Linked DNA regions of Homo sapiens: all the other regions are linked to region 2. A link is a contact called in ENCODE Hi-C or POLR2A ChIA-PET data. All regions are on one chromosome and are shown on one strand. Each heading gives the region's core, a stretch centred on a gene start or an enhancer-like site at or near the end of the contact. The rest is flanking DNA. Distances are from core to core; before and after follow the strand shown. Region 1 overlaps PDZD2 (PDZ domain containing 2). Region 2 overlaps PDZD2 (PDZ domain containing 2). Region 3 overlaps PDZD2 (PDZ domain containing 2).

Region 1 (3,412 bases), core at 399-2,898, 310 kb after region 2:
ACACTTTGACCTAGCACAAGAAAAAAACAAAACAAAACAATAACAAAATCCAGATTCCACCTCTTGAAAGTAATTAGCATTTAGTCTGAAAGTTTTCATCAACAAGAATACCATCAAGATGGTGTTGATGAGCTAAGTGACTCTGAAGTTCCTCACCACAACCCAAGTCCTGTAACTCTAGACTCTGTGGCCTCGGCCTGGAACCCTGCCACCCTCCAAAACCCACTCAGGCACTTCCAAATTCTGCATTTTGCATTAAAAATTAATTGACTTCTTCCAACTCTTCAGTGACTCAGAACACAACAGCGTTTCAAAGTATCAGGAGAAACAATTTAAAAATAAAAGCCAAGCACCTAGCTTAGGAGGAAACCGGGCTCTTTTAGGCAAAATTCAGCTGGTCTTGACTTTCCTCCACTATTTTTACCTTGGAGGCTGTGCATTTTTAAAACGTCTGATCTGCTGTCCTTTTCCCGACATTGAAATCCCAAATTACAATTCGTAATCGGGAAACATTTGCTTGGTGACTTTAGAAATGTCCCTGCTGGCCAGAAATTCTGGCACTAGGATTTTGAGCCAAAGCTTCTCTTTTATCCTCAGTGAGGTGAAACAGGTCCTGCTAAATGTTTACCAGACAAATTGCTCAAAACAGAAACAGACTTGCAACCTTGGGATCCAACTGCATTTGCTTCGATCCAGGTTTGTTCAGCTTCATGCCACCTTCGGGCTATCTGGTCAGTACGGACCTACACACAAGCCACATGGCTTGAAGGGTCTGGAAAAATCACTGTGTCCCAGTGGGGCTCTCCGGCTGCATCTGCCCTCGGCAATGCAGGGATGTGGATCTCCAGCGTCCTGAGCATCGTCTCCCCTGCAAACCGAATTCCATCCCCACTGCTGTTAAGTAGTTCAGTTCATTCACTCATTCATTCTGGACGAATTTACTGACACCTGGGGGCAGCATGGGCAACATGCAGGTGATGGAAACAGACATTGTCCCCACCTTTAGGAAATTTGTGAGGGTGATGAGAAAGACAAGGATTCCCAGTATTACCACAGCGAAGTTGGAGCGCTATTGGTTCTCAGCCTCTGCCTGTCCCTATTCCTACATGTGATCCCCTTACCCCTCCACCGCTGTCCCTGCTCCAGTGCCGCTAGAAATCTCTGGTGCAATCATGACATGAGGCAGGGATCACTGAAGAGCTGCTCAATGTCATACCCTTCGACCAGGCATCAGTTCAGCCTCATCACTGCTGAAGTCCTGATCTTGTGTCTCAGTTTTTTTTTTTTTTTTTTGAGACAGAGTCTCGCTCTGTTGCCCAGCTGGAGTGCAGTGGCACAATATTGGCTCACTGCAACCTCCGCCTCCTGGGTTCAAGCAATTCTCTTGCTTCAGCCTCCCAAGTAGCTGGGACTACAGGTACGTGCCACCATGCCCAGCTAATTTTTTGTATTTTTAGTAGAGACGGGGTTTCACTATGTTGGCCAGGCTAGTCTCAAACTCCTGACCTTGTGATCCACCCACCTCAGGCTCCCAAAGTGCTGGGATTACAGACATGAGCCACTGAGCCTGGCCTTTTGTCTCGGTTCTAATCCCTGAAGCCTCATCTATCTCTAGTTCCCACTGCAGCATCCAGAATATCGCCCTGTCCCTTGGGCTGATGGCTGGAGTGTGTTGCAAGCTGCCTGCTCGCCTGCCTTTCACGGAGTTCCCAGCCTTTGGAGACTCTGGTGCCAACTGTTTGCCTGAACCACAGCGTGCTGTTGCTAAACCTCTTTGACGTGAGACTTTGCCTACCCCACCTCACTGGAGAGACCTAACTCCAGGTCCCAGTTCTGTGTAGTTGGTGCCTCTCATCCTCTTGCCATTGGCTGGGCCAAGCCTCTAGATGTGGTGACAATCCTGGAAGGAAGAGCTGACCTCACAGGTGGAAAGCCTGGCTGGTAAAAAAGACACTGTTCCAAAGGAATGATCTGGTTGTTCCCAATTTATCACTTTGCTTTCAAGTATGTTACCAAAAAATATTTGGCAAGGAATAGGCCAATTCAAAATTGGACAAAGTGAAAATGACTAAATAGCAGTTGGCAGAAGAGGCCTGAATAAATCCTTTTAAGGAGTATGGATCAAGGAGAGACTAGGGACAGGCCAGGAACCTTGTTCTCAGGCTCAAAGGAGGCCATGCATGGAAACTGAGGGGCCTGGGCAATTGCTTCAAGTCTGCAGGCCCCATCAATATTGCAGAGGAGATGGCCATCTGAAAACTTTACATAGTCTCCATCTTACGTTGACGGACTGATCTTTTATAAAATGTGGTCAGAAATGGGTCAATTACCTCAAAAATCATCCTGTAAAGGAGAAATGACTACAAGATATGAGTCATCTGGTTTGAAACATCAACAGAAAAATGAAGGTCTTGGAAATGAGGAACAGGTATACAGCAGCAAAACATGTGATACTGAAAAACAGTTCCAAGAGCTGCCTTCCTGAAACGGGTGACCATTGGCAGACACATCTGAGAACTGCCGTCTACCACATGGTCTTCTTCAAGGCATCATTCCTGTTGAAGTCTCTGAGAAGTCCTGTATGGTTAAAAGCTGTTTAAGGGGTTGGGCGTGGTGGCTCACGCCTGTAATCCCAGCACTTTGGGAGGCCGAGGTGGGTGGATCACTTGAGTTCAGGAGTTGGAGCCCAGCCTGGCCAACAGGGTGAAACCCCGTCTCTACGAAAAATACAAAAATTAGCTGGGCATGGTGGCGGGCACCTGTAATCCCAGCTACTCGGGAGGCTACGGCAGGAGAATCGCTTGAACCCAGAGGGCAGAGGTTGCAGTGAGCCAAGATCTCGCCACTGCACTCCAGTCTCCACTGAGACACAGTGAGACTCTGTCTCAAAAAAAAAAAAAAAAAAAGGCTGGGTGCAGTTGCTCACACCTGTAATCCCCCAGCACTTTGGGAGGCAGGTGGGTGGATCACCTGAGGTCAGGAGTTGGAGAACAGCCTGCCCAACATGATGAAACCCAGTCTCTACTAAAAATATAAAAATTAGCTGGGTGTGTGGTGGGCACTTTAATTGCAGCTACTCAGGAGGCTGAGGCAGGAGAATCACTTGAACCCAGGAGGCAGAGGTTGCAGTGAGCTGAGATGCGCCATTGCACTCCAGCCTGGGAGACAAGAGCGAAACTCTGTCTCAAAAAAAAAAAAAAATTCTGCTTAAGGTTTAAAAAAGAACTTATGAATCTTATGTAGGTTGGGTGCTGTGGCTCACACCTGTAATCCCAGCACTTTGGGAGGCTGAGGCGGGCAGATGTCTTAAGCCCAAGAGTTAGAGGCCAGCCTAGGCAACATGGTGAAACCCCATCTCTACTAAAAATTCAAAAAAATTATGCAGGGATGGTGGCATACACTTGTAGTCCCA
Region 2 (3,395 bases), core at 481-2,980:
GTGCAATGGCACAATCTCAGCTCACTGCAACCTCTGCCTCCTGGGTTCAAGCAATTCTCGTGTCTCAGCCTCCTGAGAAGCTAGGATTACAGGCATGCACCACAACACCCGCTAATTTTTTTATGTTTAGTAGAGGCGAGATTTCACTATGTTGGCCAGGCTGGTCTTGAACTCCTGACCTCAAGTGATCGGCCCCCCCTTGGCATCCCAAAGTGCTGGGATTACAGGCATGATGAGCCACCGCGCCCCACCAGAATCCAAAATTTCAATAAAGGTCTCCACTAACAAGGAAGCAAAGTCACTTAATTCAGTTGATTTTTAAAAATCATGTTTTACAATATTATTTTGTTCAACTACTAGATGATGGGTAGCCAAATTTTACATACACACATACACACCCCACACTTTTTTTTTTTTCCCAGAGATTGGGTCTAGTTCTGTCACCCAGGCTGGAGTGTAGTGGCGTGATCATAGCTCACTGCAGTCTCAAACTCCTAGGTTCAAGTAACCCTCCTGGTCTTAGCCTCCAAAGTATAGCCACATGCCACCACATCTAACTAATTTCCTTTTTTTTTTTTTTTTTTTTTAATTTTTGAGACACAGTTTCACTGTATAGCCCAGGCTGGAGTGCAATGGCATGATCTTGGCTCACTGCAACCTCCACCTCCCGGGTTCAAGCAATTCTACTGCCTCAGCCTCCTGAGTAGCTGGGATTATAAGCGTGCTCCACCATGCCCAGCTAATTTTTTTGTCTTTTTAGTAGAGATGGGGTTTCACCATGTTGGCCAGGCTGGTCTTAAACTCCTGACCTCATGATCTACTTGCCTCAGCTTCCCAAAGTGCTGGGATTACAGGCATGAGCCACTGCACCTGGCACCTAAATAAATACTGAGATAACTTCTGCCTCCACGATGTTACTTAATCTCTCATCAACACTTATGTGTGGTTTTTCAGTATCATTTCACTTGTCCTTTGTGGAGGTTTTTGTTGCCATTTCTCAGTGCATTTGATTTCACGTAGGCAGAGTGCTGTGATTTTGATGGGTGGGAAGTCCTTTTGATTCATCTCATGTCTTGTTGGTGTCACAAAAGGGTAAAAAGGGTCAACTGACTGAAAATGGATGTGTTCAACATGGCATGAAAACGATGAGTTTAGGCACAATGATATAGTAAAGGTGCTAAATGCAGGCAGTATTTAAATGTTAATTTGTGTAAAAGATTTTTCTCCTTAAAAATATCAATTTCCTTTCTTTCTTTTTTCTTTTTTTTTTGACAGAGTCTTGCTCTTGTTGCCCAGGCTGCAGTGCAATGGTGCCACCTTGGCTCACTGCAACCTCCGCCTACCCAGTTCAAGCGATTCTCCTGCCTCAGCCTCCCAAGTAGCTGGGATTAAAGGTGCGCACCACCACGCCCGGCTAATTTTTGTATTTTTAGTAGAGATGGGGTTTCACCATGTTGGCCAGGCTGGTCTCAAACTCCTGACCTCAAGTGGTCCGCCCACCTCGGCCTCCCAGAGTGCTGGGATTACAGGTGTAAGCCACTGCGCCTGGCCTGTATAATGCTTTCATTAGGGTATCTCCCCACCTACTTTAAGATTAACAAATGGGAAAATAATCTTACCAGTCATGGGTTGTTGCCCCAGCTCTGATGCAGCTTTGGGCAGGTTCTCTGTGAGGTGGCTGGCATCCAGATGGGACAGAGCACTGGCTAGTTCACAGCTGGTAGAGACACAAGCATCTCCAGTGGTCAGCTTTCCCAGAGATTCCTGGCACAATGACAACCACAAGCCACTTGAAATAACTTTCAGGCTTTCTGCACCGTAAGATGAGATCATATATAGAGAGCAGAGCTAGTTCAGGAAAAGGCAAAGGGGCCCTGGACTAGGAGCCAGCAGATCCAGATTGTGGGTTTAAGGTCTGCTAGGAATTAAATGGTCATATCATTCTTCCCCAAGCCTCCATTTTTTTCAACTCTAAAATGGGCATAAAACATTCCCAGTCTTACTCATAGAGCTTAAAAGAAGACGATTAAATGAGAACAGTTATAAAAACAGCACATATAAGGCTAGACAGATGTAAGGTATTGTTATTATATTGCATAGAGATATCCAAGACTATAACACTAACTCCTTAGTTTGGTAGTGAGGGAATGAACGAATCTGGATAAACAAAATTGACATTTCATATTTCAAGACTTCACTTTGGCTAAGTGTCCATTACTTTCTCTTCTTCTACCTAACATTCAATGCAATGAAATTCTAAAACTAACAGTTAAATCAGCTTCATGTGAAATTTATCCATTGTGAGTGATAAAGTGGCCCAAAGGTGGCAGCAGAGCACAGAGGTGAAAGGGATAATATGTCTTTCAGCAGCTTTGGTAAGAAATCTTTTCATAAAATGTCAGTTACCAGCTGAGGGAAACCTAGATAGAGTTTAACTCAGTTAATTTTCTATTTATTAGTAACACAAATGTAACATAAAAACAGTAGAGGAGTTTCAGAACTAGACAGAGGTGGTGGGTCATATTGCATTCTGAATGTACTAAGTGCCATTGACTTGTACATTTCAAAATGGTTAATTTCATGTTATATGAATTTCACTTCAATTTAAATCAAGTAGTAAATAAAAACAGAATTTAACTCACGTACCAAAAGAGGAAGGTTTTTTCTTCCAATATTTGAGGACATATACTTTATAGCAATCCATTCTATTTTCTTTCTCAGATATAAATAAAATCAAATTTTGTAACTAAAATTTTTATGAGAAAAATTAGTCTTGTACAAGTTTCAAATGCTGCTCAAAAGTTCATTCTGAGAGTATTAACTTAGAATTACAAAACTCTTATTTTAATAGATATAAATTATTATGAATAAAAACCCTAATTTGCCTTTATACAGTTATCCAAAACTTGTGATTTGTTTTTTTTTTTTTTTTTTTTTCTTGAGACCGAGTCTTGCTCTGTCACCCAGGCTGGAGTACAGTGGCACGATCTCAGCTCACTGCAACCACCACCTCCCGAGTTCAAGAGATTCTCCTGCCTCAGACTCCCGAGTAGCTGGGATTACAGGTGCACACCACCACACCTGACTGATTTTTGTATTTTCAGTAGAGACGGGGTTTTGCCATGTTGGCCAGGCTGGTCTCTAATTCCTGACCTCAGGTGATCCACCTGCCTCAGCATCCCAAAGTGCTGGGATTACAGGCGTGAGCCACTGTGCCCGGCCGATGCTTTTTAAAAGAAGAAATTTACCCAATGGCCAAACATTATATTTTAAAACACAGGTAGTGGTTGGAGGTAAAATATGATATTTGAGGAGAAGGAAAAAAGATGTGCATTTCTATTAAAACAAAAATAAGGTTAAAAAAACGACTTTTGCCTGGTATAGTTTTTATGACT
Region 3 (3,353 bases), core at 648-3,147, 340 kb after region 2:
ATTTCTAGCGATGATTTAAACTATTCATTCCATGAGCAATTTATTTATTATTTTCAATATGCTAGGCATCATGCAAGATACAATAGCATAAAAATATGACAGACTTCCACTGTACCAGAAAAGAAAATACAAGCAACGACAAGCAGTAGAATATAGGCCAGGCACAGTGGCTCACGTCTGTAGTCCCAGCACTTTGGGAGGCCGAGATGGGTGGATCGCTTGAGCCCTGGGCAACATGGCGAATACCTATCTCTACAAAAAAATACAAAGATTGGCCGGGCATGGTGGCGCATGCCTGTAATCCCAGCCATTGGGGATGCTGAGGCTGGAGGATCACCTGAGCCCGGGAAGGTTGAGGCTTCAGTGAGCCATGATTGTGCCACTGCACTCCAGCCTGGGCAGCAGAGTAAGACCCTGTATCAAAAAAAAAAAAAAGAAAAAAGAATATAACCTAATATGAAAATACATGACATACTCAACACTAAAGAGATTCAGAGTAGGTCAAAATCAATGTATGTATGGCAGAATTCAGCAGGGGAAAAGAGTACTAATGCTATTCATATAACATCCTCCAAAGGTGAAGATGGACTGGCTAATCAGAAAGAATATTTGGAAAAGTTTCTGAATTCACTTAGAAGCTCAATTTTCTATCTAGCACTACCAAATAACACATAGCAGAAAAAGTACTAGGTTGACAAACAGAAGAAACAATAATCTTCATTTAATTCACATCTTCCAGCAGTAGTTGGTAAGCCAAATGCTTTTAGAGACCAAGCAGGTAACTGATCAAAGCCCTTTGTGTACCAGGGCTTGTTCTAAGTGTATCACAAGCATTTTTCCTAGTCCTTGCTACAGTCCTCTGGGAAGACACGAATATTATTCCACTTTACAGATGAAGAAACAGAGGCCCTAGCAAGTTATGGCTCTGCAAGTTTACTAGGTTGGCCAAAGTCAAACAACCAGCAAATGCTAGAGCAGAGACTCAGGGCAGGAAGCTCTGAATCCACAGCCTCAGCTGTTCAAGACCACCATCCCCTGGGGTAGAAACAGTGGTGGGGGAATGGGGTGGGGAGGGGGGGAGTTGGGGGAGGGGGTTGCTGAGGGTTGGGTTCCCCTAATAGTGATGGGCTCCAACTGGGCTCCAACAGATTAGAGCCATGCCAGAATGTCAGGGCCCGGGGAAATGAAAAAAAAAAAAAAAAGTCACACTTTCAAACATAATATCTCTTAATTTTCAAATATTTACAACCATTTCAGTCTTTAATAAAAAATAAAAAGTAACCACTGTGCAAACTCAACAAAACCATCCACATCAAGCTCAGCCCACGTGCTTCCAAGAGGCAACCTTTACCTTACACTTTGCCAAGAATTATTTCACCTGTGTTGTTTCACTTTTCGCAATAACCCCGTGAAGAAAGTAGGATGACTTCTTATGTGTGGCTACAGAATCCATGAAGGATTAGAAGACTAATGTAATAGAAGACTGCAATGACAGGGTTAAGTCCCATTTAGAAAAGATAATTGACTTTCCTGTACCTATTCATAAGAAGAGGGCCTCAATTCAAAGTCCCCAAAGTGGGGAAGCAATCAAGGCTGGACTTTAGTTCCACCACATTGGTCAGAGACCTCCACTATGCAGTTTTCTGGAGGAAAGGCTGCCCTTTGATTTACAGGTTGTTTCCTTTTCCCTAGAAAATGAAGCCATCTCTAGGCAGGGTCCTGGGTTAAGATTTCACTAGTCAATGCACCTTGTACTTATGAATATGTGTTTGAAGGAATGAACCAGATTCTTTCCAAAGAGCAGTTTTCAGTAGGAGAGAGTTGCAGGCAGCATGAGAGTATGCACGGGGGGGTTGGGGAGCCCTGTGCAGGGAGAACAAACACCAAGACAGAAGCAAAGGCACAAGTGTTTGGCTGCTTCACAGTTTTGCCTAGAACTGGCAGTGGTGGGTCCATTCCTCTTCCAAGAGACTTGGCAATGAGAGGAACTCAGAGTACATAATGGTTTCCCCAAGGCTCTCAGCTAGTAAGAGAGGGAAGTTTGGATGAGAACTCTGGTATTCTGACTCCAAGTTCAGCTTTTACTTGTATTTTACTAGAGTCCAGTCCCTTGTTTATTGCACAGACTAGAACTCAGACCTGCTGTGATCTTGCAGGCTTCAGGTTCTAATTCACCATGGAGCTATGGATGCACAAGTAACAAACGTCTAAAAAAAAATTCTGGGAGGAGCCTTTTTAAAAAAAAAAAAAAATCTTGGCTTTAAACTGAATCAATTTTCATTGCCAAAAATTGGGGGAAATAGAGAAATGCATAAAGAAAATAAAGTCACCCACAATCTCACCAACCAGAAACCACCACAATTTTGAGTTATTTCTTCAATCTTTTTCTGAAGTGTGTGTGTGTGTGTGTGTGTGTGTGTACACACTATTGTACAAGATCTGACTATAAGTGCAATTTTAAAGCTTGTACAAGGGGTCTTCAAAAAGTACATGGGAGATGTATATTATTAAAAATTATGCATGGATTTCAAACAATTTTTTGCCCCCAAATAGACTTCTACTAGCATGTTAAAACATGTCTGAACAGGATGTAGTTTGAGGCACTAAGAAGGATAAGACATCAGTTTGAAAAACCCTGTTAGAAACATGAGTTCTGCTAAAGTTGAAATAAGAACAAACATCTAATTCATGGTAAAGCTTGAGTGGAAGAATGGTGAAATCATTGATGCTTTACAAAAGTTTACGAGGACAATGCCCCAAAGAAATGAGCAGTTTACAAATAGATAACTCATTTTTAAGAAGGGATGAAACAATGCTGAAGATGAAGCCTGCAGTGGTGAACCATGCACACCAATTTGCAAGGGAAAAAATTCATCTTGTTCTTGCCCTAATTGAAGAGGACCAAGAGTTAACACCACAAACAATAGCCAAGATCATAGACTTCTCAATTGGTTCAGCTTATACAGCTCTGACTGAAAAATTAAAGTTGAGCAAACTCTCCAGTCAGTGGGTACCAAAACCCTTAAGCCCAGGTCAGCTGCAGACAACAGCAGATTTTTTTTTTTTTTTTTTTTTTTTTTTTTTTTTTGAGACGGAGTCTTGCTCTGTCACCCAGGCTGGAGTGCAGTGGCAAGATCTCGGCTCACTGCAAGCTCCGCCTCCCGGGTTCACGCCATTCTCATGCCTCAGCCTCCTGAGTAGCTGGGACTACAGGCGCCTGCCACCATGCCCAGCTAATTTTTTTTTTTTGATTTTTAGTAGAGATGGGGTTTCACCATGTTAGCCAGGATGGTCTCGATCTCCTAACCTTGTGATCTGCCCGCCTCGGCCTCCCAAAGTGCTGGGATTACAGG

The links. Hi-C counts contacts between places; a loop is a spot of excess contacts on that map. ChIA-PET counts read pairs that join two places held with the same protein, here RNA polymerase II (POLR2A). Pooled maps may share reads with other maps.
Region 1: a loop to region 2 is called in a pooled map, with 3 times the contacts of the local background. The contact joins two enhancer-like sites. A Hi-C loop is called at or near these places in 1 of 37 single-sample maps with no recorded cell type and 3 of 50 pooled maps. POLR2A ChIA-PET finds 5 or more read pairs at or near these places in 2 of 52 experiments (MCF 10A and WTC11).
Region 3: a loop to region 2 is called in a map of posterior vena cava, with 4 times the contacts of the local background. The contact joins two enhancer-like sites. A Hi-C loop is called at or near these places in 1 of 168 maps with a recorded cell type or tissue (posterior vena cava). POLR2A ChIA-PET finds 5 or more read pairs at or near these places in 2 of 52 experiments (MCF 10A and WTC11).

Annotation. Positions count from the first base shown.
Region 1 is chr5:31,766,522-31,769,933 of GRCh38, reverse strand. The region is part of intron 1 of PDZD2 (PDZ domain containing 2); the gene reads right to left. Among named protein-coding and RNA genes, the nearest start is that of PDZD2, 130 kb to the right of the region's middle. Within about 2 kb of position 1,648, at least 2 of the 41 ENCODE cell types and tissues checked have a DNase peak (open chromatin) inside an H3K27ac peak, as active enhancers do.
Region 2 is chr5:32,075,831-32,079,225 of GRCh38, reverse strand. It overlaps PDZD2 (PDZ domain containing 2), which reads right to left. Exons shown (of 25, transcript NM_178140.4): 19 at 1,620-1,764. Among named protein-coding and RNA genes, the nearest start is that of GOLPH3, 97 kb to the left of the region's middle. Within about 2 kb of position 1,730, at least 2 of the 41 ENCODE cell types and tissues checked have a DNase peak (open chromatin) inside an H3K27ac peak, as active enhancers do.
Region 3 is chr5:31,740,260-31,743,612 of GRCh38, reverse strand. All of the region lies in intron 1 of PDZD2 (PDZ domain containing 2), which reads right to left. Among named protein-coding and RNA genes, the nearest start is that of PDZD2, 100 kb to the right of the region's middle. Within about 2 kb of position 1,897, at least 2 of the 41 ENCODE cell types and tissues checked have a DNase peak (open chromatin) inside an H3K27ac peak, as active enhancers do.